Linked DNA regions of Homo sapiens: region 1 is linked to region 2. The links are chromatin loops, found by intact Hi-C in ENCODE. Cell type or tissue: CD4-positive, alpha-beta T cell. All regions are shown on one strand. Each heading gives the region's core, and the rest is flanking DNA. Links, peaks and the distances in the headings are about the cores only.

Region 1 (12,774 bases), core at 2,570-7,569, 400 kb before region 2:
CAGTGGCTCACTCCTGTAATCCCAGCACTTTGGGAGGCTGAAGCAGGTAGACTGCTTGAGGTCAGGAGTTCGAGACAAGCCTGACCAACATGGTGAAACCCCAGGCTCCCAAAGTGCTGGGATTACAGAAGTGAGCCACCGCACCCAGCTAGATTGCTAATATTTTTAATATTGTGTTTTGGAAGTTCTTTTTGCATTCTAGATACAAAATACAAATTTGTAAAAATACAAAAATTAGCCCAGCGTTACTGACGGGGCCTGTAATCCCAGCTATTTGGGAGGCCAAGGCACGAGAATCGCTTGAACCCGGGAGGCAGAGGTTGCAGTGAGCTGGAATCACACCACTGCACTCCAGCCTGGGCGACAAAGTGAGACTCTGTCTTAAAATAAATAAATAAATTAATTAAATTAAATTAAAAAGTAGCAACACTAAATGCTGATGAGGATGAACTGGATCACTCATACATTGCTGGTGGGAACTTAATATAAGATACTCTAGAAAACACTTTGGCAGTTTCTTTTAAAATCAAACATGTACTTACTATAGAACTTAGCAATTGTACTCTTGGGGTTTCATCCCAGAGAAGTGAAAATTATGTTCATGAGAAAACCTACACACATATTTCCATAGCTCCATTCATAACAGCCAAATATTGGAAACAACTCAAATGTCCTTCAACCAATAAATGGTTAAACTGGGGTACATCCATACCATGCAATACTATTCTGCAATAAAAAGGAACAAACTACTGATACATAGTAACTTGGACTGATCTTGAGGGAATTATACTTAGTGAAAAAAGCCAATCTCAAAAGGTTACATACTGGATGATTCCACTTATACAACATTCTTGGAATATCAAAATTACAAAATGGAGAACAGACTAGTGGTTGCCAGTGGTTACGAATGGCTAGGGAAAGGGAGTATATAACTATAAAACAGTTCTGTATCTTGATTGTGGTGGTGGTTACATGAAGCTACCTTGTAATAAAACTGCAAACAACTATTTATACACATACACACAGACAAGTGCTTGTAAACTCAGGAAATCCAAGTAAACTGTGGATTGTTCCAATGTCTATTTCCTCGTTTTTGATATTGTACTATAGTTATGCAAGTTGTTACCATCGGAGGAGGTTAAAGGGCACACAGGACTTCCCTATACCTGTGGACCTGTAATTATTTCAAAATAAAAATTAAGAGGAGATAGAAGGTAAGTCATCATGGTAATGCCAATTATTTGATGACTAATTATAAACACAAACTTGGATCTGATGGTAAAAAGATGGCAGCCTCTATGGAAGAAGAATAAGAAATGAAATGGTATGCTGTGCCTACTCTGTGTGAGTAAGTACCAGAAGAGATATGAATGTTAGACAGCATTCAAAATATTTTCAGTGTGAAAATATTTCAAAATTTTCCAGAATAAGGAAATGATTAATGCATTATTGTAAGCTGATCAATTCAAAATATAACAAAATACTGCATGAAATTAAGACCTCTGGAAAGACATTAACATGTGAGCAATCTTTTTGGTTCTATTAATAAATTTAGAAAATTCTGTTTTTTCTTTTTGGTTCTGTTAATAAATTCAGAGACACCAATCTTTTAGGAACCACATGAATCCCAGAGGTCTATAAATTAACAAAAGACAGCTCAATGAAGACAGTGTACCCACAGAGAAAAAAGCCATGCAGGAGTAGTGGTACCATCCAAAGTACCTAGAAGAAATTGTGAGAAATATATAAACTAGTATACTAGTCAAAATTTTTATTTTACAAGATATGTGTTTATGTCCCGAAAGTCTGGTTATAATGCCTACTTACTGTGTCAGTGAAAATTTCCATGTGCCAAAAAAAAAAAAATGTAATTTGTTACAATATCTATAATACTTAACTTTTCTTCTTTTGCCTGTTCTTGTTTTCCTTTGGTATCTGCCGATGTTTTCTGGAGAGAGCCTCTTGCTGCTCTGCAAGGTCGATTTTCTAAATTGCTAGAGCTTACACCTGGAGCAAGTTCAAACATCCACTGAGCTCGGAACATCTGGAGTTGTGCCTATGGGGAGAACAGCATTTTAGGACTCATCAAGGAAGGGTAGCTCAACTCTGGAACAATGTATCAATATGTCCAACATCTATCTACTTCCACGTATATACTTATTACTCTAAGTCCAGAAATCACTGTCTTCTGAATTATTAAATATCCATTAAATACATCTTTTAAAATAATTTTCTGCTCAAAACTTAAAGAATCAAGAAAATTAGCATAAAATACATGTCAGTACACCAAAAGTCAAATTATATTGGAAAACCAAATTTTAATTAGAATTGAAAATATAAGCCATCACTTACAGACTGAAGTTATAAGCTTCCAATAATTTTTTAATGACTATATCATCTAGTAGACATTAAGAATGCTGCCAAAAATTCTGTAGGTAAGCCCAAAATCTATTAACATTCTGTATTTCAAAAAGAAAATGTTTTTTCAAATATTTGTTATTTCAAAAATGTAAAGGCCAGGCACAGAGGCTCATGCCTATAATCCCAGCACTTTGGGAGGCCGAGGCAGACGGATCACCTGAGGTCAGGAGTTCGAGAACAGCCCGGCCAACATGGTGAAACCCTGTCTCTACTAAAAATACAAACAAATTAGCCAGGTGTGGTGGCGGGCACCTGTAATCCCAGCTACTTGGGAGGCTGAGCCATGAGAATTGCTTGAACTCGGGTGGCAGAGGTTGGCAGTCAGCAGAGATCGTGCTACTGCACTCCAGCCTGGGCAATGGAGCGAGACTCCATCTCAAAAAAAAAAAAAATTAAAAGCACATAAAAAGTGAACCCTATAAGGTAGACTCTGGTGTGTTGCCCAGATTCCCTTTCAGAAATAAAGAACTTGTTACCCAAACTGCTGAGAGTTCTATCTGAAAACACTTGAGTTGTCAGCCCTTTTGGGTATTGCCTCAGCAAAATCACACTGTCCTCTCAATCCCCACCCAATGACTGATCAACGGCTAATAAAGTCTTGGCTCTTTGCAACTCAGGTCATCTCTGAAAGGGTATTTCATCTTCAGAACTCCCTCGAGGATGGCTAAGCAGTCCATTAAGACTGCATTGCAGCTGGTCTTCTCCCTGCCCATTTGTTTCCCTCTCTCCCTTCCATAGGTGTTGATCCCAAGAATACTCCTTAATAAACTTCCTGCACAGCAATCTTCACCTAGTCTGCTTCCTGGGGAACCCAAACTGGGTTACACGTTCTGCCCAAAGGCAGCCATTGCTAACAGGGATGCATATGTTATTCCTGGCTTCCTTTTTTTTTTTTAAAAAAAGACGTATCTAGAATGTTTTAAATTAATTTTTCTCTATATTCTGTACACTGCTTTGTTGCTACGCTTTTAACCTGTTACACATAGATCTCTGACCTGCAGAATCTTTAGCAGCATTCAATGTCTACTAGATGAGCTGTTCCAAATAATTATTATTAACCTTACAAGTGCAGTGAGACACACTTAACTAGTTACAGCAACTTTTTTTCTCTTTTAATGTATAAAGATTTACTTCATCCTTTTAAATGGCTGTAGTGTTTTCACTGTATGGATGCATCATTACTTAATAACAGGTAATGAATATTTAAGTTGTATGATGTTTTTCCAGATAAACAATGCTATACTAAACATCTTTATAGTTGCATATTTACTTTCCCCACTATTTCCTTAAAATTAATTTCCTGGAAGTAGAATTGCTGTATCAAGGGAATGCATGTTTTTCATTTTGATCCATATCACCAGTCTGCCCTCCAGAAAGCTGTACCAATTTACATTTTCATGTACACTGCATGAGTGTTCTCACAGCTTGGACAGCGATGCACATTATTCACCAATCTGATTAAATTATTAATGAGGCTAATTATCTCTTCAAATATTTAATGGCCATTTGTATTATTTTGCCATTAACAGTCCACTCATATCTTTTTATCCTCTGTTCTTCCAAATATATGAGTGCTCTATGTAATGAGATGAATCCTCTGCCCATATATAATAAACAGTTTTTCCAGCTGGCTATTTCTCTTAACTTTATTTATGATGCCTTTTCTTATACACAGGTTTTAAACTTTTAGGTGGTCAAACCCATCAATCTTTTTAAGATTATGGGTTTTGAGTCATGCGTAAGCCTTAGTTTGAATACTTTAAACCCATGTTAAACTACAAGCAACCATTATTGATATTTCTTTTCACAAAGAAAGCCATAACATAGTTTTAAGTATTCTATAAACCAGTATGGAAACAGTTAAATTCCATGCAAACAGTAATAACCTACAAATACCCATGATTATGATCAATTTCTGCATATGTATGGGAACAATGGAATAAAAATCAAAGACACAATTGAAGAAACATGCCTGCAGATCTGTTTCAGCAGGACTTTCATTTTCTTCATCATCATCTGCTCTGACAGTATCAGAATGACAATCTTCCTCAGCTTCTGCCTGAGGGGGGAAAACCCAAATAATGTCAGGCATATAAACACACCAGTTGCCCTCTGCAATCTACATTTCTCATTCAGCCACTTTCTATTTAGTACCATACTGTCAACACTTTGTGGAACCCACTTTGAGTAGCAAGGCTGTAGGGGGCACTTGAGACCTTACTATTAATTTCCAAAGGAAAATGAGTCTGAAAAGCATATTCTCTACTCCAACCCACAGTACTCACGTTATTGTGAATCCTAACATTTCCCCCCCGCCAAATTTAACATCAGTTGCATCCATCCAAAAATCAATTTAATTACAGTTGTCCCTCAGTATCCACAGGTGATTAGTTCCAGGAGCCCCCAGGACACCAAAATCCCTGGGTTTTCCAGTCCCTCATATGGCATATTTGCATATAACCTATGCACATCTTCTCATATACTTTAAGTCATCTCTAGGTTACTTATAATGTAAATGCCATGTAAATAGTTCTTGTAGTATATTTTTCCTAATTTGTATTATTTTTTATTGTTGTATTGCTTTTTTTCCCCCAAATATTTTTGATCCACAGTTGAATCCCAGGATGCAGAACCTGCAGGTACAGAGGGCCAACTGTGTAATATAAAGTAACAATTCAAGTCTATTACTATTCATAAATGATTTATGATTAATCTAATTAGGTAAATGAAGCCAAATTCTTCATTAATATACATAACTACTGATAATCTATAATAAAAATTATTTTCTCTTTTTCTGGCCAGGTGCGGTGGCTCACACCTGTAATCCCCACACTTTGTGAGGCTGAGGCAGGAGCATCACTTGAGGTCAGGAGTTCAAGACCAGCCTAGCCAACATAGTGAAACCCCATCTCTACTAAAAATACAAAAAATCAGCCAGGCGTGGTGGTACACGCCTGTGGTCCCAGCTAATTGGGAGGCTGAGGTGGGAGGGTTGCTTGAGCCTGAGAGATGGAGGTTGCAGTGAGCCGAGACTGCACCATTGCACTCCAGCCTGGATGACAGAGACCCCATCATAAAAAAAAAAAAAAAAAAAAAAAGGAAAAAAGAAAAGAAAAATATTATTCTTCTTAGAAAAAAATGAAATAAAATTAGAACATCTTTGGTATTTTTTTAGTTCTACAAGACTTTAAAACTTTTTATGAGAAAAACACTTAAAGAGAATTAATCCCTAAGTACTCATGACCCAACTTCAATAATTATCAATGTAATTCCTTAGATCAAATATCAAGTCACAGTATTCATATTTCTCAAGATGTCATATGTAAAATACATATATTTCACAGTTTGTGAAATCAAGATTCAAATAAAGTCCACATTGTAATTGCTTGATATGTCTCAAGTCTTTTGTAATCCTCACTCTTTTTTCTTGTAATTTATTTGGGATGAAACTGGGTCGTTTTTCTGTAGAAGCTAGATTTTGCTGAGGTGTCAATAAATATGTTCCTTTGACCTCTTACTCTTATTTCCTATAAATTGTGGCAGGATCTTGAAAGGCTAGATTAGATTCTGCTATTTCTTTTTTCTTTTGCAAGACTGCCTCATAGGTCATGTTGTATTTTCCATCAGGAGGAGAAATGTTCTAGAATGCAGTTGACAAGGTGCTGTGACAGATGTTCCAAACATAATTGAGTCTAAGGCAAAAAGCCCAAATAATTTTAGTGTCCATAAACTTCTACAAGTCCCAAAACAGAAAATACTCTAATGTTTCATGTTAATGAAATACAACATTGCTTCTTTATAGTTATCTTCTTCACAGGTAAGTTTAATGATACCAATCAGATATAACTTGATACTTGAATTTTTTTTGATACTGTAGAATAAACAAATCCACTGGGTTCTAGGTTAAAATGTATTGTTAGGTGGCTAAAAATAACAACTTTGTTTCAGAAAATAGTAACATTTAGTTGTCCTATGGAGTTCAGCAAATAGTTATTGCTTTCTTGGGACAGAGTCTCCTTATGCAGCCCAGGATGGCCTCAAACTCCTGAGCTCCAAAGATCCTTCTGCTCCACCTCTTGAGTAGCTGAGACTACAGGCTTGTGCAGCCATACCTGGCTGTAGCAGATAGTTTTTGCTTCATGGATCACTTAAGAGAATACAGTCCAGGCAGGGTGTGGTGGCTCATGCCTGTAATCCCAACACTTTGGAAGGCTGAGGTGGAAGGACTGCTTGAGCCCAGGAGTTTGAGACAAGGCTGGGCAACATGGCAAGACCCCGTCTCTACAAAAAATACAAAAATTACCAGGGGGTGGTGGTACACAGTAGCCCCAGCTACTCGGGAGGCTGAGGTGAGAGGATTGCTTGAGCCTGGGAGATGCAGGTTGCAGTGAGCCGAGACTGCACCACTGCTCTCCAACCCAGGAGACAGAGAGAGACCCTGTCTCAAAAAAAAAAAAAAAACACATATATATATATATTCCGTAAGATGATGTCACTTCTTTTATACAGCTAGCATGTTATTAAATGTGTTCTATGAAAATATGACTTCTGTGTATTTTATATGTACTAGGAAAGCTTAGTCAAAGACTTTTAATAGTAAATGCTTTTGTAAAGAAACCCCTTCTATTTTATCTGTCTATAAATCCAATTTTTATATATTGGATCGGCTTCAGTGGAATAAAGCTAGACTGGAATTACTGTGTGTGACTTGGAGCCTAATAAAGGTTTCAATCAGATGACTTTAATTTTATCCTTTTATTCTCAATAAATGTTTGCTAAATTAAACTAAATCCTACCTTCCAGTGAAAATGGCATGTTGCCTCAGTTCAGTCTGTTAGCTAATAGATTTATTAGGAAATGAAACTTGCTCAACACTTACTGTAAAGAAATGTGGCAATCAGGGAAATGGCCTTCAAGGTAAGCTAGATAATAATAAAACCCATTTAATTTTACTGGTTCCAAAGATGGTAAGTTTTACAATTGCAAATTTTAGTCATATGTTATTTCAGGGCGGCCAGGGGGGGGAGGGTAATGTTTATATTAACACACATCTTTAACACAGCTACCAGATATACTTGCACTATATTACAGAACATAAATTAGCCTTGCCTCCTATCTTATCTCTGGCAAGCAGACTCAAAGCAGAGGTGCCTTTCAGACTTGAACCAGTTAGTATATGGTAAAATGCTGGGCACACTGTAAAGCACACATCTGTGAAGAAATAAATGAGATCAAGAACTCAGATGAATTTCTAGAAAAATGGAAAATTTAAGGATTAATGTATTGTCAAATACATTATTTTTTAGTTTCTTTAAGTTGGGAGCTTTTCCTACTAAGAACACCATTAGTAGGAAAATATGTAATGAAAGACTGAGCGTATAAATCCCACTGAGAAGTGTATTTCTCTCTCTTCTCAAGAGTCTGCTTTATTATTGCAAACTCTAAGTACAGGTAATGCGAGGGGACCTGAGTTCTGTGGGGTATCCTTTGTAATTTAGTTTTCTAACTCTTGCCTAGCAGTCATTCTAAACTGACTTCAAGAGCTTCCCCTGCTCTGTCCAGTTGGCTTGCATACGCTGCTTGCTCTATCTGGAATGCCTTCTTCCTCACTTAGCTATTTCTACTCATTCTTCAAGATTCAGCTCAGGGTTCATCTTAGTCAGAAGCATTTTTCAACATTTTTGTGTTCCCATAACACTTGTGCTTACTTTTATCACAACATTTGTACTGAGGTTGGCTGTTTCATTTACTAGATTTAAGGCATCCAGGACAGGAACACATCTCAGTTACCTCTGTAACCATAAGGTCAAACACATTGCTTGATTTGTAGTAAAGGCCTGTCTAGGCCTCAGCTGTCATGTCTATGGGACATCTATAAAGAGGTATGGTGATCTACTGAGGTCCCTTTTCATGTGACATTCTGTGATTAAAAGTTTATCATAAATCACCTTGCAGGTTTGGTTATATTGAAGATCTAGTATTGTACCAGAGTCTCACACTATGCCAGGCTAATAGGTACTCAAAAATATTGGCTGAATCGACAAATAAAATGCCATCTGGATAATGTGTATCTGAAGGATGAGGAAAGGAAATGGGAGAAGTGTAATATAGACAGCATCTTTCTTCTCCCCTGTGTTACAGTGGAGCTCTAAACCATTCTTACTTTGATTTTGACAGTATGATCACAAAAACAAACTATTATATCTGGGATCGGCTGAGTTGACATTTGGTCAATTCAACTACTACTTGAAATAAGTAGGGCCTCAGATGCCACCTGGAGGTTTTCCTTTTATTTTTCATAATCGAGTTTGACCTAAATATCACCTTCACTTGAATAGCTCATGTGTATGAGTAGTCCATGTCTTCATCATGTTACTCCTGTTTCACAGGTGCGATTAATAAATTATAAAGGCTAAGTACTTAATCCCGGTCAGAGAACTACTTCTGAAAGTTTAGGGGCAGGGGCAATTGCCTTTTCTATCCTCCAGATTAATTTAATAAAAATAAATTCAGCCATTCATTTATGCAATAAATATTTGAGTCCACTATAAATTAAATCGTTTGGAATTATTGCATCCCTGATTCTTTAAGCCCCAGCCAGAGATTAGTTTCTCAGATGAACAATTTATTCTAAACCAAAGAAAGGCATAGGGCAGAGACTACGTATTCCAATATGGAACAGTCTCATGGAATCTGCACTGTCAAGCTCTGCAACTTAGCTCAGTCTCTCATTTGGACGGCACCGACGCCGCGGAGACGAACCCTCCAACCCCACTCCGCCAGGACCGCCTGCCAACATCCTCCCAGGGAATGACGCCTCGCGGGGCAGATGCGTCCTACACCCAGGGCTCCTCAAGGTGCCGGCAGGGACTGTCGGTGGGCCTGGCTTTTCCGCAGAAGAGCAATCAACAAGTGTCTCCTCTTGCCAGAGCTCCCTCCCGAATTCAGGCGCTGTGACAGCTTACCTCAATCTATGCTCAATGCTTCTGATAAAATCCCTTGAGAGGACCGAGACTGGTTCAATATACTCAGTGAGCCGAGAAGGGACATTTTCCCCGGCTGTCCTGCAAACCCTCCTCCTCACATCGAGCTCGGCGGGGGTTGGGGAGGCTCAGCAGGAAGGAATCCTGGGGAGAAGCCAGGGTTGGCACCCCCCGCCCCCCGACGCACTCCTTCTCAGGCCAGGGCCCTCTAACGGGTGGCAGCCGTGAAGCTCCCACTCCTCCCCAGAGTCCCCGCCGACCCCCAGCCCTAGGCCCGGCCCCTCTGCACACCACGCTCCCGCCCCGCGGCGTCCACCCTCGAGCCCCCTGGCCAGGTTACCATGCTGGCGGGGCGGCCTGCTGCGCTCGAGGGGCTCTCCGTGCCCCCTCTGCACCGCCCCCCGGAGGAGGGGTGCTGGGTGTCCGGGTGTCTACTCCTGCCTGTCTCTGCAGCGGAGCTTAGCAGAGTTCTCGGTCGGAGAAGCGCACCAGGCAGCGGCAATAACTGCGGGCCCGGCGTACGGCAGCCATCTTCGCGGGGCAGGGGGCCAGATCGGGGCGCGCTGGGGTGGCGGCGGCTGCCGGGGACTCGGGGAGTGGAGGGACGCCCGTTGCCAGCCGAGGCGGGGGATTGTGCGAGCACCGGAGCGTCAGCCCTACTGGAGACCCCGGACGCCGCCGCGGAGCTGCCCCCTCAGCTGCGGAAACCTGCGCCGACGCGCCGAGCATGCGCAGTGCCGGTGCTGCCCGTGTGGGCGGCCCGGCCACCCATCCCCGCGGGCTGCCTAGTGGAGGGCTAAGGGTCGCGGACCTACTGTGTGCGCGCGCCTGACGCGGGGGGTGAGGCTGCCCGGGTGCCGAACCTCAAGCCCAACCCGCGTGTTGGGCTGAGTGAACACTTAAGCGAACTTGAACAAGCATTACCTCAAAAATTTTTACAACCCAAATTTAGGGGTGGGCCCTTAAAGCAAGCCGCCCTGAGAAGCATCGAACTGGACGCTTGGGACAGTCGCTACAAAGTCCTCGGAGCCTCTGGCTAGAGTCCCGCGCCAGGAATGCAGGAAAACAGTGAAATTTCTCAACAGTCACAGTTGTTATAACGACTAAAGTTTTTGAGAGCACAGACAGACTGGAGATTGAGGAAAAGACGCGCTTTGGCGCCCAGCAGGAGGAAAGAGCCAACGCAAGGCATGTCTCACTACAGATCCCATAATGCAGTGCGAAAAGGGCTTGCGATTCCATGGCCCTGAAACCCAAGTGCCGTGGAGACGGCGCCCGCGAGGCACTCTGGGATTTGTAGTCGGCCGCTCAGGTTTGAGCACCGGAACTTACACTTGGTCCTCGGCCCCACCTCTTAAAGCCCAAACTACCTGATTTCTTCTTGAGTGAATGTACTTGTTCATAAGGTGATACTTTGCTTTTACACAATTTAAATCTTTTTAACTACGGGTTTGCCTGTTTTGTGAAAACTGATAGGCTTCATAGCCTATAACTTTAATTTAGCAAACATTTACTGAGTTTTTAAAGTTTCTAGTGGTGCCAGGGACTAATAGGCTTCCAAACATTCAACGAGTTTACAGAGTTTAAATTTCTAATCCATTCTATTCTGGAGAGATTAAAAATGCAGTATATCCGCTGGGCGCGGTGGCCCACGCCTGTAATCCCAACACTTTGGGAGGCCGAGGCGGGTGGCTCACGAGGTCAAGAGTTCGAGACCAGCCTCACCAACATGGTGAAACCCCGTCTCTACTAAGAATACAAAAATTAGTTGGGCTTGGTGGCGCGCTCCTGTAATACCAGTTACTCAGGAGGCTGAGGCAGGAGAATCGCTTGAAACCGGGAGGCAGAGGTTGCAGTGTTCGCGCCACTGCACTACAGCGTGGGCGACAGAGTGAGACTCCGTCTCAAAAAAAAAAAAAATTGTAGTACATCTTTGGCACAGAAATGGAGGTGAAAGTGCTGAGGGAGGGGAGAGAGCGAGAGAGTGAAGGGGAGAGAGAACGAGCTACAATAAGGAAGTCCAAATGCCGTGTTTTGTTTTGCTGAGACAGAGTCTCGCTGTAGCCCAGGCTGGATTGCAGTGGCGCCATCTCGGCTAACTGTAACCTCCGCCTCCCGGGTTCAAGGAATTCTCCTGCCTCAGCCTCCTGAGTAACTGGGATTACAGCGAGCGCCCCCAAGCCCAGCTAATTCTTGTATTTTTAGTACAGACGGGGTTTCACCATGTTGGTGAGGCTGGTCTCGAACTCCTGACCTCGTGATCCGCCCGCCTCGGCCTCCCAAAGTGCTGGGATTACAGGCGTGAGCCACTGCGCCCGGCCTGCCATGTTTTAATATTGGGATCCACCCTTCGGATGCGTGTGTTTTTATTTGCACCCTAAGTCAGCTACCTATAAAAAATGCCTTACTGTTTAAAAGAGGCCAAAAATTTAAATTTTTTGTTTTAAAGGAGACTCTAGGGCTTAAGTCTTTTTAAGGATAAATTTCCTCCCAATGAACTCCTTAAAATTGAATTTTGAAATTTAAATTGGGGGGAAAGGTTAAATCTAAGATTTATAATAGAATAAAATGATAAATGTGACTCTTACATACTGAGAATGAAGTATTGAAATAGTTTGGGAACAAATCTGTTTCATTTAAAATGTTGAGTGCTAGTTTAAAATAGCCTGGTCAATTACACAGATGGTTTCTTTTATTCTAGCAAGTAATTAAAGCTTAATAAAATAATATTTGTAAAGATAAATTGAGCATTAAAATACTGTTATGCTTCATAGCTACTAATTTTCTATTTTCAGTCAGTTCCACAGTATCCACTAGACCTCATTACAAGGTTATATTCTCATATTATATTTACAGGATTATAATTTCCTGAGGCCAAAACTACTGATCTAGGCTACTTACTAGCCTAGCAGACTCTTGCTAAAAGGTAGACCAAGACAGTACCTTTGTTTGCCAGGTAGACCTGCTTGGACAATTTGACTAAAACTGATCATTTTACTTTAGAAATTGCTTTTCATGGGAGTAGTATATGACTTGTTAGATTCCTTGTCGTGTCTCTATCTTTTCACTGATAATGATTTTCAGTTTTCATTTGCCATATGGGCTGGCTGTTAAATAGGTAAACACAAAGGTAGATATCAATGTTATACATATGTCAAGTGGCCAGATGACCTTTTTCCATTTGGGAGAGGAAATCTAAAGAAGCTTGACTGTCTTATATCTTGCATGTTTCTTCCACAAGATCAAGAGGAGAGAAGGATTCAGGTCTTGGTATAGATTTTTTCAGTAAAAAACAATCTTCAGTCTGTAGAATTCAAAAATAAAAATAGTGAGAAAAAAACTGATATGATCAGCTGGGAATTGTAAACTC
Region 2 (12,774 bases), core at 3,365-8,364:
CGCCTCCTGTACAGCCTGCGGAAGTTGAGTTGATTAAACCTCTTTTCTTCATAAATTACCGAGTCTCAGGTAGTTATTTAGAGCAGTGTGAGAATGACTAATACAAAGACATTCCACAGAATTACAGAAATTAATTTCTCTAGTCTACTAAAGAAAGGGAAGTTCGGCCAGGCATGGTGCTCACGCCTGTAATCCTAGTACTTGGGAAGACCAAGGCAGGTAGATGGCTTAAACCCAGGAATTTGAGACCAACCTGATCAACATGGCAAAACCCCATCTCTAGTAAAAATACAAAAAATTAGCTGGGTGTGATGGCATGCACGTGTGATCCCAGCTACTCAGGATGCTGAGTTGGGAGGATTGCTTGAGCCCTGGAGGTTGAGGTTGCAATGAGCCGTGATTGTGCCACTGCACTCCAGCCTGGATGACAGAGTGACACCCTGTCTCAAGGGAAAAAAGAGGTTCAAACTTCACCTCTCCCAACCCTCTACTTTCCCCTTCATCCTCATCACTGTTAAGCACACTCTGGGGGGTACCTCAAGCTGATTCTCCTCTGCCTGTCTTCAAGATCTGCCATACTCTCAGCTGTTCAATTCTTTCCACTTACCCAAATAAAACTTCTGCTCTGGTCAGCCAGGTCTCTTCACTGAACTGTGACACTACAATCTTCACTTTTCACTTCCATGCCTGAAATGTCCTCCCTCCCTGTCCACCTCCAAAAGCCCGACTATCCCCTGTATGCCACCTCCCTTTAAACCTTCTCCCCTGACTTCTACCCTTATTAATTACCTCCTAATTTCCTTGACTCTAGTCTGTACTATCAAAGTGATCTGGAGCAAATGCCTTCTTCCTCCTCTAAATTCCTTAACTTCCACAATTCCATCTTATAATTCTTTCATGTCTGTACAGATATTAGTCCTCTCATTCTTTACAGATGGATGTCTTCTTGGAGATTGACTAATTCAGTTTAAACAATGGCTTTGTCATTAGTTTCCTTGCAAGATAGCTCTTCTGTGGTAGCAGAGACATCCACACTTAATCAATGGCAAATCACTAAAGAATACAATATAGCCCCAGCATGAAGTTAAATGGATGACAATGACATCCTACTGTGCATCATAGCAGCAGCTGAAACATACCCAGTGGTGAGAAGTTCCACTGAAACCCTGCCCACAATTCTCTCAGATGCAGTAGATAGCGTGCCAGCCACAGGCTAGAGATGTGGCCACTGGGCCTCAGACCATGCCCCTCCCTCACCCTCAACTCTCCCTGCAAGTTAGGAGAATAGATGAAAAGAGTTCTGGAGTTCTTTACAGCTTTTTAAGTTCTAAGACCCCTAGTGGTGCCTTTATTTCTGAGCTTTCTCACGTCTATATTTCTTCCACAGGGAAGGTAATTATCTTTGTAAATGTGAGGAATGGTAAGTGAGATTCCTTGCATATTTTTACAATTTTCTCATTGCTTATCATTTAGGTTAATGGGCCTTTTATCTCCCATTATCAATTGGTAATAAATTAATGTAGAACATAAAAAGGGGCCAGGCGAGGTAGCTCACGCCTGTAATCCCAGCACTTTGGAAGGCAGAGGCTGGTGGATCACTTCAGGTCAGGAGTTTGAGACCAGCCCAGTCAACATGGTGAAACCCCTTCTCTACTAAATATACAACAAATTACCCGGACGTGGCATGGTGGTGCATGTCTGTAATCCCAGCTACTCAGGAGGCTGAGACCGGAAAATCCCTTGAACCTGCGAGGCAGAGGTTGCAATCAACTGTGATCGTGCCACTGCACTCCAGCCTGGGCGTCTCAAAAAAAAAAAAAAAAAAAAAGAAGAAGAATTTTGAGCTGATCTCAGAGTCATCCACTAGAACTTACTATGAGGAAGGGTATGGGGGAGGGAAGCTGAGGCACAGGAGATGACAGCACCAAAAAGGAGGCAACACTGAAAAATGCTCATCATCTGCAGGAAGGAGAATTAAAACAGGAGAGCTCATCTGTGGCCGAGAAGTGGTACAGTAGGATGTAGCATGTAGGGAGAACCTGGGTCCAAAAACCATTTGCTGACTGAATGATGGCTAAACAAATAATAATAATAAAGAGGTTATAATGTTTTTGAGCAATTACTATGTGCTAGGTGCCATTCTAAGGCATTCTAGGTGCCTTATGTGTATCAACTCATGTAATCATGACCACACCCTATGGTATGTACTGTCATGATTATCCTCATTTTCCAGATGAGGAAAGTGGCACACAGAGAATGCAAGCAATGCCTGAAGGTTATACAGCAAAACAAAGATCTCTGACTTAGGGAAGTCTCAGTCCTAACCTCTATGCAACATCACCTCTGATAACTGAGTTAGCTGCTGAAAAAAAGCGAACATGTAAACCAAACATGTTCTTCAGAGTTTTCAATTCTGGATCAATCACATGCTCTTCATAGCTTAAAGTTGTGACCACAGGGCACTGTGTTCCATCTGGTAACTTACAATGTTCAGCCCCATGAACTTCTCATGTTTGATCCTACTTATTATCTTTCTAAAGGAGCTAACCATATGCTATAAAGTATGCTTATCTTCAAACCTGATACCACCACTTACTAGCTGTGGAACCTCAATAACTCAGTTTCTCCATCTTTAAAATAGGGATAACAAAAATATCTACCTTATAGGATTGTTCTGAGAATTAAATGATTTAATACTGTAAAGCACTTAGAACAGTGCCTGCACATACTGAGCACTCAACAAATATTAGCTGCTCCAATGATTACTCTTCTCATTCACCCTTACACCTATTTTAAGCTTGACATGTGTAAGGCTATTACTATTTCAGCACACTGAGAAAACTGAGGTAGGGTGAATTTGTAATTTAGTTAATGAATCATACCATAGTATTATAACATATATTTGTAGTCAATTCGACTTAACAGCTATTTATTTAGCATTTTCTTTAGGCAAGGCAGCAGGAAGCAATGGTAAGTGCTAAGACATGGCCTTGGTCCTCCAGGAACTATAGTACAACACAGCTGTAGGAGGCAGATGTGTGAATGAGCCCTAAGAGGAGAGGTGTGGGTACCATAACAAGGAGTGGCACCCAGCAAGGACTGGGAGCCTAAGGATGCCCAGATCAAACAGGGTCCCAGCTGGGACCTTGGAGAGATGTTGTGCCAAACCCCTATTAACCTCAATAAGGAAGGCAACAGGTTCAAGAGGCCAAAAGAGACCCATTAGGGGCTTACAAACAGAGGAGGGAGTCCAGTGGTGGTGAGCTGGGCAGGAAAACAACCGCTTGCAAACATCATGCAATTTATGCAGCATTTTCACTTAACACCCTCCCCTCAATGACCTCTACCTGGCAACTTGATTTAACTCAAAATTCAAGGCCTCAATTCCCCGTATGGCCCCTGTTCTATGGGACAGGTGGGGCAGGGGCTCAGATGTTCTTCATAGACAAGAAATAAATCTCTGGGTTGGGCAGGCCTGGGTTCCCTAGTTCAGAAAACACATTCAGGTTCATCTGCCACACAGGGTCATTCTAAGGGTATGCTTTAATTATTGCTGTCAGGTGCATTTACCCTACAGGGGAGCATGAATAAGTCAAGTGAAGAGGGTGCAGGGAAGGGTGTTCCTGGCAGAAGGGAGCGCATGTGCAAGGCCCTAATGGCACAAGAAAGCATGTTCTCAAAATGAAAAGTGCAAGGGGCTTGTGAAAAGAGAGGGTGCTGGTGAGAAAGACAGGGCTGTACACCCACATAAGCCCCGTAAAGGGAGTCTGGTTCCGTCCTAAGGGCAATGAAGGATCACTGAAGGGAGCCTCACAATCAGATTTAAATTCCAGCAAGCACTTCCCAGTTGCAGTAGTGAAGATGGGTTGTGAAGTGAGGCAGGGAGATAAATCGGGAAGCTGTTGCAGTAAAGTAAGCAAGAGCTTAGTTGATAACGGTAGGCTTATCTAGAGAAATGGCAATGAGAATGGAGAGAAGGTGGACAGATTTCAGAAGTTCAGGAGGTAGAATCAGAATTGAATTTGAGGCGGGAAGGGAAAGTCAGGGGTGAATCAGAGATGACTCACCCCTAGGTATCTGGCTTAGACCATTAGGAGAAGTAGGGAGTCGGGGAGCCTCATGCTATTCCCTGAGACAGAGAACATGGGAACAGCAGCAGGTGTGTGGCGGTGGGAAGAGGGAGGTGGCTAGGAATGATGGGACCTGTTTAGAATGTATTCAGTCTGAGACGCCCAACACACAGTCCGGAAAACACCCTTACATACAGATCTGAAGCTTATGAGAGTTCTTTCATTATCAGGTGTAACTTCTAGACCTAATTTTCTCCTAAAGCTAAGTAGCTGTTGTGAAAGATTAATTCCACTCCATCCTGAGCCCCCCAGCTCTTCCTGCGATCTTCTCTTGAGGACCCATACCCTTTTACTTGGTTGGGATTCTCTCAACTCTCAGCCAGCCAAGCTCCTTGAGGGCAAACCAAGGTTCAGTTTATCTTTGTCCTCCTCACAGCACCAAGAACCCTGCCATGCACAAGGCAGGTACTTAAAATACTTGTTAAATGAATAAATGAGTGAGTGAACCAAAGGAACAGCTTCTGCCTGAAGACATTCTGTAACTGACCTACCCAATACAGCTTTATTGCCAGGAAACAGGTAGCCCCTTAATCTCCTTAGCGAACTGACTGTTGTTCTAAAGAGGCAAAATAAATCTACTCCCAATGCTTGCAAGAAGATTCTGTTCTCACAGAGAATATTCAGACAAAAGAATCACCTATTCCATGACGGAGCCATGTGGCCAGGCCAGAAGCACACATTAAAGCCAGAGGCTGTGTTAACATGGAAGGGATAAGGTGGGAGAGGATGTGCACAGCACATCACACGCTCTCATCACAAATGTGATGCTCAAGCCTTGGAAGGACTAAAACGCATCTTGGATGCAATGCAGCAAAACGATTTACCATACCAGGTACAAAACAAGGTGACAGGGGACAGCCTCGCTGCCCGCCCCAAATCCTCCAAAATTCGGAGAATTAAGAGATTTTCGGTGAACTGTTACATAAAAAGCATTTTCACATGCTAAAGATATAACAATTACCTACCCTTGAGCTCTTGGAGGGCACAAAAGGCACATTTTCGAGTGGGGTCTGGGTGGTGCTGAGAAGGTTAAAATCCTGCCAAGCATTTTGCAATGGTCCATGAGCCCACCCCACCACCCCAGATCCAGGAAGGTAGGAGGCAGGATAGGTGGGATATTTAGGGATACCAGAAGGCAGAAACTCGGGAGGAGGAGAAAAATGATACCGCGGAGGTAAGACCGATGCCCTGCAAAATCCCCTCAAGGTCCTCTGCATCATCGTTTGCTGTACAGGTTTGGCGCGGGGGAGGGGATGCCCGCTAAGCAACGCCCCTTATATTTCTGCAGTTTTGTAAGAAAATTCAGAGCAGGAAGGTCTCCATTGCGGGATGCACAGCTCACCTGCAGCCCCGAGCCTTCACTGCAGCTGAAAAGACAGAAGTCTGGGGCCAGCTGCCGCCAAGCGCGGTACCTGGAGTCCGGAAGCAGTCTCCGCACCAGCGCTGTCCCACTCGGCGCCCAGCCGTCTCGCGCTGAGCAAAGGCCGCTCCCTCCTGGAAACGCCCTCCCTGCCGCGCGCATGCGCTGTGTCCCTTCTCGCCTTGCAGGACTCCACCCGGTCCATGCCCTCCGGCTGAATCCGGGCGGCCTGTAGGCCAGGCAGCCAGGAGGCCCTGTGCTGCAACATCCCGGCGGCAGCCGGACCCGTTGCTCCGTCTATCCTGCCTTCGGCCCTGTCCTGGAGCCAGGGCTGGGGTTTGCTGCCTCCCGCCTGACGGAGCAGGACTGGCAGGAAGCGTGTTTGCAAGAAGCCAAAATTACAGAAGGCGAAGATTTTTAAATTAACTCCATTCATCTTTCAAGGGACATTTCCAGAACCTCCAAAAGGCAACCCGAGGTCTTCTACACACCCTCCAGCAGACTGTCCCCACTGTCAGTGGAGGGAGCTAAGGTTCAGTGAGGTCAAGTGACTTAGTTGTCCCAGGTCAAAATCCAAGTTTGCCTGGTGTCAAAGCCCAAGCACCCTTCATTACACTATGGGATCATCTAGATGTGGTTGGGAGACGAGGATCCTAGTTTTAAACTTCAGGCCCAGGATTTGCTGGGTTTAGATATCTACTGGGAAAGGTATAGAATTCCAGAGTTGGAAAGCACTTAAAACCTTGCCTAATGCAAGGCAATCCGCTCAATCCCAGGAACGAAACTTAAACTGACCTTATTTTTTTTTTAAATACAGGATCTCAGTCGGTCGCCCAGGCTGGAGTGCAGTGGCACCATCCCGTCTCACTGCAACCTCTGCCTCCTGCCTCCTGGGTTCAAGCGATTCTCCAGCCTCAACCTCCCAAGTAGCTGGGATTACAGGTGTGTGCCACCTCACCCGACTATTTTTTTTTTGTAGAGACGGGGTTTCACTGTGTTGCCCAGGATGGTCTTGAATTCCTGAGCTCAAAGCAATCCTCCCGCCTCTGCCTCCCAAAGTGCTGGGATTACAGTTTAAATTGACTTTAAATTATGCCTCCCTGTAGCAACTTATCATCTCAATCTTCTGCCTTCTTGATTGAATACAGAACTCCGACCCTCTTCCTTATGTAACAGCCCTTTGGAGATTTGAAGAAGGTTGTCATAGTGAAGTAGCTCTAGAGGTTCTGTGTCACTGAGAATTACAGCGGAATTCCTCAGAATAAAAAAGGAAACTCAAAAATTAAATCTTGTGAAGTTTGTTTGCTACATCTATTCTTTGTGCATAAAAGTGCTTCAGGGAAGTAATATAACTACATCTAACTTATGAAAGTCTAAGTTGGTCCTGGGGAATTAATAAAATTCCTGAAGATTCACAGAAGAGTTGATGGCAAGGCACTGGAATGTGGCGTGGAGAAAGTGATAGCCTGAAATTTGGTTCTGAGTTCTCTCAGCCCTCCTTTCCATCCCCTTCTATGCCCATCCTTACCCCAGCCTCCTCACCTTCTCTCCTCACACTCTCAGAACACTTACCCTATTTGGAATAAAACTAAAATCCTCTTGGAATACTTCATTATCTTCATCTGATGTGACCTGGGTAAATAACTCCCCTCTGGACCTCAGTGCCTGGATTTAAGATATGGACAAGACTAGATGCTCTGAGATCCCTTACACCCTATCACCAACATACTCGAAGCTGGAAACAGCCTCATGATATTCCTACTCAAGGCGTATCACCTAAAACTAAAGAAAAACTCTTTGAATATTATGGGAATTCCATACCCTTGAATATGTGGGAACAGGATGGTTCTTAGGCAAAGGGACCACTGCCCTCTCAACTCATAGGCACCAGCTGCTGCCTTCTCCAGCTAATGGAAAGGCTGCAGCCCAAGGTAAGGATGCAGGAAAGCCTATTCCCCTCAACTGTTTTGTAAAGCTTTCTATGCATGATCCACAGCAGAGACTCTTAACTTTCAATGTGTCACCAACCTCTTTGGCAGTCTGGAGAAATGCACAAAATAAAATACACAGGATTGCAAAGGAAGCCAATTTTATTGAAATGCAATTTCATTGAAATCAAATTCTTAAACATTTAAATCTGTCACATAATAGATGTGCTTCTTTATTAACATATTAAAGATTACAAGACCTAGGGGGTGGATCTAATTATTACCATAATTTCAGAGTGGTGCTGTACATAAATATTTTAAGATATCTGTAACGTGGATATCTGTGATTCCTAGTGATGACAGAGACACAGGTACTAATACTGCTGTGGTTTGTTGCCTATTTTCCTGATGGAAATAAATAAAAACTTTTTTCCATCGAAGTTTTCAGATTTCCTGATTTCTATCCTCTGGCCCCTTTAGATTCACAGATTCCAATTTAAGAACTCCCAGTCTATAATAATGCAAGTTTTCGTAAGTTGTACATAGATGGAATCAGAGAAATGGAAGTAAGGTGAAGAGCCTCACTGACTGGCTGGCTGCTCAGGCAGGGCCTCACGGGATGGTTACACCCTGTGGATCCTGAGCCTGCTCCTCATTTTCAAATGTTCAGAAACTCAGTTTGTCTCAGTTCTTCTGGGGGCACCCTGGCTTTTGAGAGACAGATTCATAAAAATCAGAGTCACAAGGGACTTACTGATTTTTTTAAGGCCCACTTCAGATTCTTGATTTTTTTCTCCTTTCAGATTTCAAACAATGTCAAAGGACATTATTCTTGTCCTTTGAAAATATGATCTTATGGCAGGCCAACATTTTAGCATCGTTTCTATGGCTCACTTACAATGACAGCCATCTTGCAGGCACACGTCTAAAGAGGTTACCTTCCATTTCTGTGAAGTCAAAAATCTCCATAAGTGCTTTTGCACTTTTTGAGGAAATTGAAAAGTAACCAAAAGCTTTCATTATGAAAGTCTCAATGTCACATTTAAGCAACTCACATCCCTTTTTAGCAGTGTTGTATATAAGATGTACAAGGCATTGAATGGATAAGATCTTTTCATTTTCTTTGGTAAGAAGTTTGTAGACTGAATGCAATTTGCCAAAATTTTACATCTATACTGTCTGACGAATACACAGATAGATGAGCTAAGTCTAGTTTGTATTTAGACAAAATATCAACAATATTTTATGATTTCAGCAGTTTCATTAAAATCCTCACAGAAATGAAGAAGATGATTTGAAACTCCTGTTTTCAAGTCAAAGTACCTAACAGCTAGAGGGAACATATTTTTGCTGCCATGATTTGGCATATTACTTAAAATTGATGTACTGTAGAAACCAGGATTGTTGGTGAGATATGACAGAAATTGGCTTTATACTGTAAGGAGCCAACACATCTGTTATCAAAAAATTTCCCTTCTTCTTTGTCCAGAGGATATTTTAGCTGCAATTCTTGAATCAGGAAATGAAACTTTACTCAGTTTCATAGAGCAATCAAGGGAACGCTATGACAATGCAGGCTTATTTGCCTGGTATGCCCATGCTAATTCAGCAGCTGCTATTTTTGACTGAGCATTGGTGTCTTTTGGGGAAACAAAGGTATTTTTGATTGGTTTAGAAGCATTCACCTGTCCCATCTTACTTGTGAGATTTGCCCTCCATATGTGCTTGCACATCCCCTTCTCCACCATGTCCAATCTCAAATTTTTTTCTGTATATTATGTAGTATGCTCTGTTTTGGTTATTTACCTTCCTAGTTCAGTAGTATGTGTCCTTCCATCCATCATCAAAATTACATAGTCGTTTAGCCTTCTTCTTCAGTGATGGGGTCATGGTTGCATTGGTATTATAACCATTCTCATTATCTGACCTCTTAGAAAACATGGTCACAATATTCACAATGTTAAAAAATTAAACTAGCACTATCTTGTTACAAAGCACACCAATTAATCCACAGGCAAAGTCGAAGATGAACTATTAATAATCATTATATACACTTAAGCCACATCACTTTGAATGATGCAACGATGGATGGATGACCATTCTGAACTACAAATTATGGTTGCCAGTATCAGTGGTCAAATGGGTGACAACAAGTAAAGATGAATAATCTGTGCCGTATCCATTTGATAGACAATGTTGCTTTCAGACCCTCTAAAACTTACGGGTTTTGTGCATTTCCTCCAACCTTCCACACTTTGTTGCTAAAACCAGGATTATTTACATTCCAGGGAAGGGTCTCCCAGGACACAATGCTCTCAATGCTAAAATGGGATGGTTGGTTACCCTATTGGGTTGCCATTAACCAAAGGGCTACCTCTCCAGAGGCAGGAGGGGAGGCACATGGAGGTAGAGACTCCTCACCTTGCTTCCACTGATGGTGTTAAATTTCTCCAGAATATTTCTCACAGGTTCCTCTTCTTTGGGGGGTGACGAAAACAAGACATTGTCTTTTGTTAGACTTTGGATCCACTGAAAGTTCAATGGCCTCCATCTGGAAACACAGGCAAAGCTCAGGGCCAATGCCTTCCCCTGGCTCAGGCCCTAAAGGGAACTCAGAAAAGGCGGCCCTCCAAAGGCAAGAAAGGAGGTGAGAGCAGCTCCACTGACAACTCCACCAGCCAAGGAAAACAGAAAAAAGCATCCACTGGTGGCTGGTGGGGAGCATAAACCATATCCTGGGGAGAAATTCACCTCCCCAAACTCACCAAAGTACTCCCTTACCTTCTCCTCAGTGGCTTTGGGAGTTCAGGTGCCCTGCAAAGATTTTCTTCACAGGATATTTCTTCATGACAGTGGCTTTTTGGGGGTCCATGCTATGGCAGCCCAGCCTGTGCTCCTTCTGCTCTAGGATCTGTTCCAACAGAAGGGTAAGTGGATCAATCATCCAGATTTGCCAAGGACTAAGGGGTTTGGGGACTTTCAGGGCTAAAACCAGAAGTAAGGAGTTTCCTAGGAAGCAGGACTGTCAGTGCTAAAACCACAGCTAAGGGATTTCCCAGGATGAGGGACTTTTAGCATTAAAACTGGGACGGTTCAGTTTCCCAAGATGTAAGACTTTCAGTGCTAAAACCTGGACAATTTCTTCTGAGAAGGGGGTTAAGTAGACTCTGGTTCTAATTCTGTTTGGCATTTCTTAGTAGCATTACCCGAGGCAGGTTCTTTCTTTCTGAGCCACAAGATTCTACCACAGGTGGAATACACAAACTACAGGTGCACAAAATATTTTATCCCCTCCAAACACACCACCCTCTACCTAAGCCTGACTTCCCAATTTTCTCCAAAACAGAAATCCACCTGGTTTACCTCAACACATATAAATCGGTCCTCACTCCCTCTGAACCTTTTGTCCATGCTCTGAGTTTTCTTCCTGGCCTGACAGTCCCAGTCTAAGACTTGCTTCCTCCAGACATAAAGCTGCGCTACAGGGTTGGAATCCTTGCTGTTCCACGCTTTACTCACTATGTGGTCTCTTCTAGTTGCTTAATCCTCTCTGCATCTTAGTTTTTCCTTCTGTAAAATGGCACTGAAATGCTTATCTAAGAATCTTTGGGTGTTTTTCTAATCCTTATATGTGAAGCATTTAGTGCAGGGGCCCAAACAGGTACTAAATGTCCACTCTCCCCTTCCTGGACCACTCCCGCCCATATATTTAATACTTTTCACTTCCCACTTAATCCATACAGGAACAAGTTCCTAAACTCTGCTTCCCCCAGTGCACTTGGCCACATGCAGCTCAGACAAAATGATCATGATCCAGGAATGCCTTCTCTTGGAAATGCAATCCTGCACACACAGACCTTTGATGGAATACACAGCTTACCTTCTCTACGGGGGCTGCAGCTTTCAAGATAGCAAACGTCAACCCTCTTGGTCTTCCAGTGTTGGGATTCATTTTGGGGGATGGTCCACGACCTCTTCAATTGTGGTGAAACAGTCTTTTGGGTCCTTTTTGCTGGTATCCCAGCTCTGGTTCATTGGTGAGACGAACGGTAGGGTGAGACACATGGCCACGAGAAGTCTTACGACAAAGCCATGCGCTTAGAAAGTCTTACAAGAAAGGCAAGAGTTTGGGAGGGCTGGATTTCCCAAAGCTTTCACTGGGAGGATTACAAATAAAGCTACCACCCATGGCAAAGTGTCTACACCCACCCACTCTGGGTCTGCAAAGATTCTACCTCCGACAGCTGTTCACAAATCTACTCTACCTCCTTACTGAGATCCACCTTGGTCCTAACAGAACTTAACATCACCACAAACCCCCAGGGTGGGAGAGGAAAAGGAAAGGCAACCTCTCAGGGCGCAGGCCCCATGCACTCGTCACAGGTGGAAGTTAGTCTAAAAACCCTCTTATCAAAGGGCTGTCGTCTCTTCTATCCCTGTCTTCCCCGGCGCTTAGGTGTCGCTCTCAAGGAACTCGGTCTTCCTGGGCAGAGCCCGCGGTCAGATCCTGACTCCGAGCCCAGGTGGAGGGAAGGAGAGAAGAGGAAGGGAGGGATGGGAAGCCTTGCCCGGGTCGGAGCGCACATCCTCCTCCCGAGTCTCCGCTCTCTCCCCTGGGCGGCTCCTGGACGGCGCAGACGTCGATCCCACAGGTCCAGCCAACTCCCACAGCACCTGCCCCGCGTCCCCCTAGTTCTTGCCGCCGTTCTGGTTGGCCTTGGCGCCGTTCTGGCCCCGCCCCGGCGACCCGCCGTCGGCGGCTGCCTCGTATGGGTTCTCGGTGGCGCCCGTAGTCCCCAAGACCTTCTTCCTCTAACTTGCTTCTAACACACCCGGCAGGGGAGCAACCGCCTCAGCCTGGGACAGCCCGGCTTTGTGGGAGCAGCGGGCGCGCTTTATAAGGTCCGAGTTAGGGGACGGACCCACCTTGCCCAAACTACATGTTTATTGGCTAGTTTTGCCTGACACTCAGCCAGGCACCGCTGTCCCATTGGCCGCGCTCTAAATCCCGCGGATTTGTCCTCTAGCAACGTCTCAGAGCCAGGACCCTGGAGAGGGTCCAAGAGATCCCGCGGAAGGATTGCAGGGGCAGGTCCAGGGCCAAGAGGCTCCCATGCGCCCTCCGCCCGCCGAGCCCGCAGCCTCTCGACCCCGCGCGTCTGTGTCAAGGCATGGCCAAAGTGAGAAAGAGCCAAGACAAAACAAGTTCAAATAGCAATAGCAAAACAACCAAAAGGAAATTCAAGGAAAGCAAATATAAATGAGAAAAATATAATTAAGCAAAAATGAATGTTCGCAAAGGCAAGACAAAAAACCAAGTCAAGGAGTAGGTTCAAAGAAAAGATGAAACGTGAAT

What was found. A loop is a pair of places that touch in the nucleus more often than their neighbours do. Peaks named below come from ENCODE experiments on the same cell type or tissue, not always from the same donor. Only the 100,000 strongest peaks of a DNase experiment are listed, where the experiment ranks them.
Region 1: a loop joins it to region 2, with 4 times the contacts of the local background. A loop is called at or near these places in 45 of 110 quality-filtered maps.

The regions. Positions count from the first base shown.
Region 1 is chr6:53,062,763-53,075,536 of GRCh38, reverse strand. It overlaps FBXO9 (F-box protein 9), which reads right to left and starts at 10,133. Exons shown (of 13, transcript NM_033480.3): 1 at 9,745-10,133; 2 at 4,394-4,480; 3 at 1,898-2,056. The coding sequence starts at 9,747. It overlaps LOC128031835, which reads right to left and starts at 9,935. Exons shown (of 1, transcript NM_001414736.1): 1 at 9,864-9,935. The coding sequence starts at 9,935. The coding sequence ends at 9,864. RefSeq lists a silencer at 9,641-10,210. In CD4-positive, alpha-beta T cell, for the core only: a CTCF peak has its summit at 4,648; a DNase peak (open chromatin) is centred at 4,626.
Region 2 is chr6:52,663,944-52,676,717 of GRCh38, reverse strand. It overlaps TMEM14A (transmembrane protein 14A), which reads right to left and starts at 5,605. Exons shown (of 5, transcript NM_014051.4): 1 at 5,473-5,605. It overlaps LOC730101 (a long non-coding RNA gene), which reads right to left and starts at 12,317. Exons shown (of 3, transcript NR_024405.1): 1 at 11,299-12,317; 2 at 10,200-10,329; 3 at 7,565-9,969. RefSeq lists enhancers at 900-1,460, 5,741-5,900, 5,889-6,389, 11,742-11,861, 12,233-12,527 and a silencer at 12,233-12,527. In CD4-positive, alpha-beta T cell, for the core only: no CTCF peak of the experiment used is centred there; a DNase peak (open chromatin) is centred at 5,627; H3K4me3 peaks cover 1,283 bases; H3K27ac peaks cover 354 bases.